2 separate regions of the Homo sapiens genome follow, and region 2 is linked to region 1. The links are chromatin contacts, found by Hi-C in ENCODE. All regions are on one chromosome and are shown on one strand. Each heading gives the region's core, a stretch centred on a gene start or an enhancer-like site at or near the end of the contact. The rest is flanking DNA. Distances are from core to core; before and after follow the strand shown.

The links. A loop is a pair of places that touch in the nucleus more often than their neighbours do. Pooled maps may share reads with other maps.
Region 2: a pooled map shows a loop between it and region 1 (16-fold over the local background). The contact joins the promoter of TTBK2 here to the promoter of JMJD7-PLA2G4B in region 1. A Hi-C loop is called at or near these places in 6 of 50 pooled maps.

The regions. Positions count from the first base shown.
Region 1 is chr15:41,826,218-41,829,619 of GRCh38, reverse strand. It overlaps JMJD7-PLA2G4B (JMJD7-PLA2G4B readthrough), which reads right to left and starts at 1,528. Exons shown (of 25, transcript NM_005090.4): 1 at 1,432-1,528. The coding sequence starts at 1,495. MAPKBP1 (mitogen-activated protein kinase binding protein 1) reads right to left here. Exons shown (of 31, transcript NM_014994.3): 31 at 1,765-3,402. JMJD7 (jumonji domain containing 7) reads right to left here and starts at 1,528. Exons shown (of 8, transcript NM_001114632.2): 1 at 1,432-1,528. The coding sequence starts at 1,495. RefSeq lists a silencer at 1,551-1,640 and enhancers at 1,375-1,669, 1,701-1,930, 2,976-3,402.
Region 2 is chr15:42,918,972-42,922,373 of GRCh38, reverse strand. It overlaps TTBK2 (tau tubulin kinase 2), which reads left to right and starts at 1,596. Exons shown (of 15, transcript NM_173500.4): 1 at 1,596-1,936. RefSeq lists enhancers at 975-1,074, 1,277-1,777, 1,778-2,278 and a silencer at 1,595-2,004.

The DNA of each region.
Region 1 (3,402 bases), core at 279-2,778:
CCATAACTCTGCTAAGAATTTAACAAGGCCGGGAGCAGTGGCTTATGTGTTCCATGGCGTTCCAAAACTTTGGAATGCTGAGGTGGAAGGATTGTTTGAGGAATCTGAGACCAGCCTTGTCTCTACTAAAATTCAAAAAAATTAGCCAGGCGTGGTGGCGCATGCCTGTAGTCTCAGCTACTCCCAGGTGCTGAAGCAGGAGGATCTCTTGAACCTGGGAGGTCGAGGTGCAGCGAGCTATGATCGTGCCACTGCACTCCAGCCTGTGTGACAGAGTAAGACCCTGTCTCAAAAAATATAAAGTATTTAACCAACAAACATACTCACACATGCGCAGAAGACGCTGCTCCTGCAGACTGGCTTCTTCACTGTTTCCTAAACACATCAGGCATACTCCCAAAGAGGGCTTTGCCTGCACTTACCTTCTAACCTACTTCTTCTACTCTACAATGTACTCATTCAGTACACCTGTGGTTGATTGTCCACGTTCTCACTTAGAATGTAACAGGACATAGACTGTAAAAGACAGATTTGTTTTGTTCAGTGATGTATCTCAAACACACTGAACAGAGCCTGGCACACAGAGATGCTGAATAAGTATTTGTTAAATCAATCCTCAAAGTATTCGTTGCAGCATTATTGAAAACAACGGATTGGACATGACCTAAATGACTAAGTGAATACAGCACTAGCACACAGACGTGAAAAAGACTGAGGTAGAGGAATGTGAAATGATCTCCAAGATACACGGTGCAGAAGAGTGTGTTTAGCAGGCTACTATTTGTACAAAAAAAGGGTAAAAAGTCGTGTGTGCACGGATATAAACAATCTTTCTGTAAGAATGCAAACTGGGGCTGGGAGGAAACCTTGCTTCATTTACATTGCGTACCACTGTATATTACATACCCATCACATACACATGAGCCTGTGTTGCTGTTCAGTGGTAAGAAATCATTTAAAAATAGAAAAAAGAAGGAAGGAGGGAAGAGAGAAAGAAAGAAAAGGAATAAAAACCAAGCAGGGGAAGAGCCAGGGACCATTTGGTCAGCCTGCAATCCTCCCAAAGTGCGACAAGGGAGTTGAGGTCGGAGGTGGGGCGCGTGGGGGAGGAATCCGACCACCAGCTGTGTGCCTTCGATGAGCTTTCAACAAGGGTAACAGCAAGCTGCTCAAGACTGTAGGAAACACAGGGCTTCGCCGCGACCACGGTCAAGACGGCACCGGGCCTTGGGAACAACGTGAACAGAATCACCCAGGAAGCCGCGGGAGCGCGCGAACACGGGAGAAGGGAAGCAGGTTGCCACAGAAGAGCAACCCGAGCGGGGCCTCAGGGCAGTCGCACACACGAGGTTCCGAGCCCCCGGTGTCAGCGGCATCCCAGGGCCCCTCCCGTGTTCGGAAATCGCCGCAGCCTGTGGGAGAGCCACTCACCCCTTGCAGCGGCCGGGAATTCTCGTAACTCGCTCCGCACGGCTTCCAAAGCCGCCTCCGCCATGGCTGCGTCAGCGCCGGCCGAGACCCCGCCTTTCCCCGACGCCCCGCCGCAGGCCACACCCCAAGCACTCGCCCCGCCCTCCCCAGAGTCCCCGCCGCAGGCCACACCCCCAGACCCTCGCCCCGCCCTTCCAGAGGCACCCGCCGCAGGCCACACCCCCAGCACCCCGCCCCGTCCTGCCCCTGGACACACACCGGGTTCTGCCACCGAAGCGGTGGAGCGACTGGCAGCGCCCGCTTCGGCCTGCCCCACTGGCCGGCATCCCAGGGTTAACAAACAATTGTGTTTATTGACAAGTTCATACATCAGTACAAACGGGCACGTTAAAAACAGCGCCCCCGCCCCATGCAGCCGAGGATGAGGCAGGAAGCGCCGCGACCTGCACAAAGTATAAAAGTTATAAATAAGGGGCTTTCAAAACAAGGCGGGGGCAAATCTGGAGTGGGGCGGCGGTTGCCGGTGGCCTCAGACATGCAGAAGGGGACGGGGCGCCGGCCGGGCCACGAGGCCCCCCACCCACATGGGGCAGAGGGCAGGAAAAGGGCGGCCACATTCTCACAAACTTCTGGCGAAGGGTAGCTCCCTCCTCGTGAAGGACCTGGCCCAGAGGGCGAACCTGAGTCCCACCTGCGGTGGGCGCGGCTGGTGTGGGAAGTCGGGGCACAGCAGGCACGGGCCCGCCCCCGCCGCCGCGGGAGTTCCAGGGCCATGCGGGTGGCGATGCTAGAGGAGTGGGGAAGGGCCAGGTTTGGAGCAGCTCAAGCGCACTCAGGCTGATGCCCCGGAGCTGGGAACCTTTTGTAACCCTTTTTCTTTTTTTTTTTTGAGATGGCGTGTAGCTTTGTCACCTAGGTTGGAGTGCAATGGCGCGATCTCGGCTCACTGCAACCTCCACCTCCACCTCCAGGGTTCAAGCGATTCTCCTGCCTAAACCTCCCGAGTAGCTGGGATTACAGGCGCCCACCACCACGCCCAGCTAATTTTTTTATTTTTAGTAGACAGGGTTTCACCATGTTGGCCAGGCTGATCTCGAACTCCTAACCTCAGGTGATCCACCCGCCTCGGCCTCCCAAAGTGCTGGGATTACAGGCTTGAGCCACCACACCTGGCCCAGAACCCATTTCTTTATAAGCCTCTGCCTATGGCGCAGCAGGGCGGGTGAAGGGGCTCTCGTGGCCTGAAGCTGTGGTAAAGCTGCTCTGACTTACCTGCAGCAGAGGGGAGCAGTAGGGCCCAGAAAAACCTTTCCTCAACTCTTCAACTGCCTCACGACATGGTCCCACTCTACCTCCTAGGGTCCCCTATCTCCTTTCCCTCACCCCTAATTACTGCCCTTTTACATTCTAACTTATCCCCTCACCTCTGCCACTTACCTGTCCCATCTACCACTTTTCTAGTGTCTCCTTTGGCCCCAGCACCTCCCTCCTCTCAAACTCCAGTATCCAGCACACCCGTGGGTGCCCAGCACTGCCTTTGAGGAGGCTCCTTCTACCTAAACCAGGTGTCCTATGGGCTATCTCGTATCAGCTAGGCTGTGGACACCAAGAATCCAGAATCTGGGTTCACTTAGTGTACTGCACCCCTTTTCTGCTCCCTGATAGGTGTTCCACATAAGCCAGGGTGGTGAAGCTGAGGCAGGATGTGAGGAAACCAGGCACACAGCAGCCAGCCAGATACTCTAGCAACCAACACTCAACAGCGTGCTGTGCAGGTAGGTGTGTGTGTGTACATGTGTGCACGTGCATGCGTGTGATCTCATCTGTGGCTGAGGTCCTCAGGAGGTAGGCCAGCGCCCCGTAAACGAGGGATGTTCCAACACAGGCTTCTGACTAAGCATCATTCAGGATGCAGGGAGAAGGTGGCCTCTGGGCTCCAGCAGCCGGCTGGGGTCCAGGGTGGAGGACAGG
Region 2 (3,402 bases), core at 347-2,846, 1.1 Mb before region 1:
ACAGAAACCCTAATGTTTTCTTATTCAAATTATGTGATTGGTCAATACTCTGAAATGAATGAAGTACTCTATTAGACATAGTAATAGAAAAAGTAACGTGTGGTTTTAATCAGTAGAAATAAAAAACAATTTGGCAACATCTTTATGTTTGCATAGAACAAGATGAGCTGCATCATCACTTGCCTTTAATGTACATTTTGTCCTGCTTTCAATCCAAGGATCTGGACATGACAGAGAGTAGAGATGCCTGCTGTTTTTAAAAAGAATGGCAAGAGGCTGTGGCACTTCCTGAGCAAGAAGAAACAGATTCTATAGGAACAGTTCCAAGATTGAATATAGGATTAGTCATTTACCTTTCTATATTCTTAATCAGCTTTAATGACAATGTCACTTGAGTGAAGAAAAGGATTTAAAGTAAAAATGAAGTTCATAATTCATTACATTCTTTCCATTCATGGCAGAACCCTGGGGATCATTGTGATTCTTAAGTAGAAAGGACATTAGATGTGGGGCGTATGAGAGACCTGAGTTTTGGTTTTGCCACTGATTAGTTTATAGCCTTAGGAAAGCTGTTTAGCGTTTTTCATGTGTTTTCTCTACTGTACACTGGTGGGCAAAGATGGGAGAGGTGCTTAATCTTAAGGTTTTCCTTCGCCAAAGCGACTGACACAACACTAAATAGAAACGCATCCTGCACAGCGTCCTTGCTCCGCCCTCCTCGCTTTTCTTTGAAAGTCTTTGAGCACCTCCCGCATACACTTGCTCAGCATCGCATACTGGTGTGCACCGGGGCTGGCCATTGAGTCTTTAGCTGGTGGTGTTTCACAAAGGGAATGAAATCTTGTTCTTGGGTTGTGAAACCGTAAGGACACTCCGGTCTCCAAGTTGACATTCGTTTATGGAAGTGCCCATCTCCTTTCCTCGTCACACCTAAGGCCCTTCCCCAGTCCCCCAAAGATGATTAGCTTCACGTTAGGCGGTTCTGGGGACGGCGCCAATTTGCGGGATGCTGTCAGCGCTGATGCTGAGGAAGAGGATGGATCCTTAAGGCTTGCAGGGCCTCACGATTTGGGCCCTTCATCGCGACTGCCTCAGTGTGTAATTTCGTATCGTGACAAAGCATTTCCGATTTTATTCCGAAAAGCCCAACCATGGGGTCCCAACCATCCCTCTATAACCAATTTAACTGTCACGCTAGGAGAACACCTATGTGCGCAAACTACTTGTCTCGGAAGCCCTACTTCTCTCCTCGGGACAGGCGGGGAGTTGCGGCTATGGCTGGAACTACGAGGCCCAGAATTCCTAGGCGCATGCGCGCTGCCATTGTGATGCTCCTTTCCCGGTAACTCGCCCTCTCAGGCAAACCTGAAGATAGCGGCAATTCTCCGGTGGGGGGCGGAGACGGTTTCTGCCCGACTCTCCGCCCCCTTCGTGATAGGCAATGGGACTAGCCAACCGACGCTGCGAGTTCGGAACGCACTCTCCAATCAGCACCTGTAGCGGAGAGGTGGGCGTGCGCGCTGGCAGGGCAGGTGGGCTAGGCTGTGTCGGGTTACGAGGGGGGAGAATAACGTCGGGTCGGGTCAGCGGGCTCTGCAGTAGTCGCCGCAGCGGCGATGGGAGCGGTGGGGACGAGGCGGCGGCGGCGGCAGGAGGGGGAGCAGGTGCTGGCACAAGAGCAGCGGCTTGGGGGAGCCGGCAGCAGCAGTAACAGCAGCAGCAGCCGCCGCCGCCGCCGCCAGTAAACGCGGACGGTACCCCAGGGGACTACCCAGCCGGCCGGCCCTGGAAGCCGCGCTCGGGTCCCGCCGCAGTCGGCGGTGGGGGATGGGCAGGCAGTGGCGGTCCCGCCTGCCGAGGGTTAACCCCCGCCGGTCCCGGTCCTGAGCTGGACCAGAGCCCTCCTCCAGAAACCCCTGCGTCCGCCACGGCCCAGGTAGGACACACCCCCCGACCCCCCAGGGCGCCGCCCTCCCCCAGTCTCGACCCCCTCCTCCGGCCGCACCCCTCGCCGAGTGACCGAGCCTGCTGAGGAGGGGAGGGGTACCGGGGACTTTCAGTTCGCTGCAAGCCCGGGGCTCGTGCCAGACCCCGTCACTCTCCATCTCGGAGATCGTTCTGGTTCTGCCCGATTTCCCCGAAGGCTGCCGCCTCGTTTTGCCCCAGGCTTTGGGTGTCTTCACTGAACTTGGAGGGTCACGAAGCTTCGTTCTGCGTCTCTCTCTGTGGGTGACCCACATATCACTTGTACCCATGCCACTTCTGGTACCAGCACCGAACACGAAGGATTCCTAGGAAATCTGAGCGCTTATTTCCCACCCCGCCTCCCCAACTATCATGGAAAGGAACATGGGACTACTGAATCTGTTTGCTGTGTTGTAACGACAGTGAAGGCCGCGACTTTCTTGTACTTAGGGTGCTGAAGTAATGATCTGAGGGATTTGCTCGTCATTTGCTGTGGCAGAGATGATGTTGACACCCTGGGATGCTGTGGGAGGGACAAAAGACTCACGTATATGTTCTGTCAAATCGGAGAAGTAAATAATCCATTGGGATGCCAGGATACTTTATTCTACAGCGAAGTTAATTTTGTATCCGTCGAGGCTACAGTAGAGGTAAAAATGACATTGAGTTGTACTTTGCTTTGAATTAAAGTTGATGGGTAGCAGCAATCCTGGTATTAACTCTTCTCTCTCATCGCTTTAGAAATTATTCTTTCTTTGAACATTAAAGAGGACAGTTTTATTATACACTTCTAATAATGTGAAGATGTTTTGTAATTCAGTAGAAATTGAGTTTCTGTGTGTGTAGGAGGGTCATGTTATGAATGGGCACATGTAGACACACACGCAGAGGGAGGATCCACTCAGTGTGTTTTGTTAACAATGTTTGGTTCTGAGCCATTGATAATAGTTGCATTGGTATCTAAACCCTGATTTGCCACAGTATAACACAAAGATGTGTTGGCTGTGTACCTTTGGCTAAATGGAATAGAATAAAGTTCATTTGGGGATAGAAGGGGGAAATGATTTTAACTTATCAAGGGAATTGAATGCTATGTATTGCTTGCTTTATTTCCTTTTTTTTTTTAAATAAAGAAGCAGTAATGATGACAAATATAGCTTAATATGATTAATCTTGAGGCATTTGTCTGAAGTCAAAAAATGTTTCAAATAATGTGTGTGTTATATTGTGATCTATGCAAATTGAAAACATTGAAGGAAATCTTTGATTTAGAAGCTTATGTTTTCCTGTATGATAACATTTTATCAAGACACCGAAGGGGACATATGAAGCATGGTTTTAAAGGAAAGTTTCTCTTAACATTTTTCTTTTATGATAGAATGTTAGGAAATGCTTTCTTCCCTCTTCCAGTTTTAGACACAGAAGAAATTAAAGTCC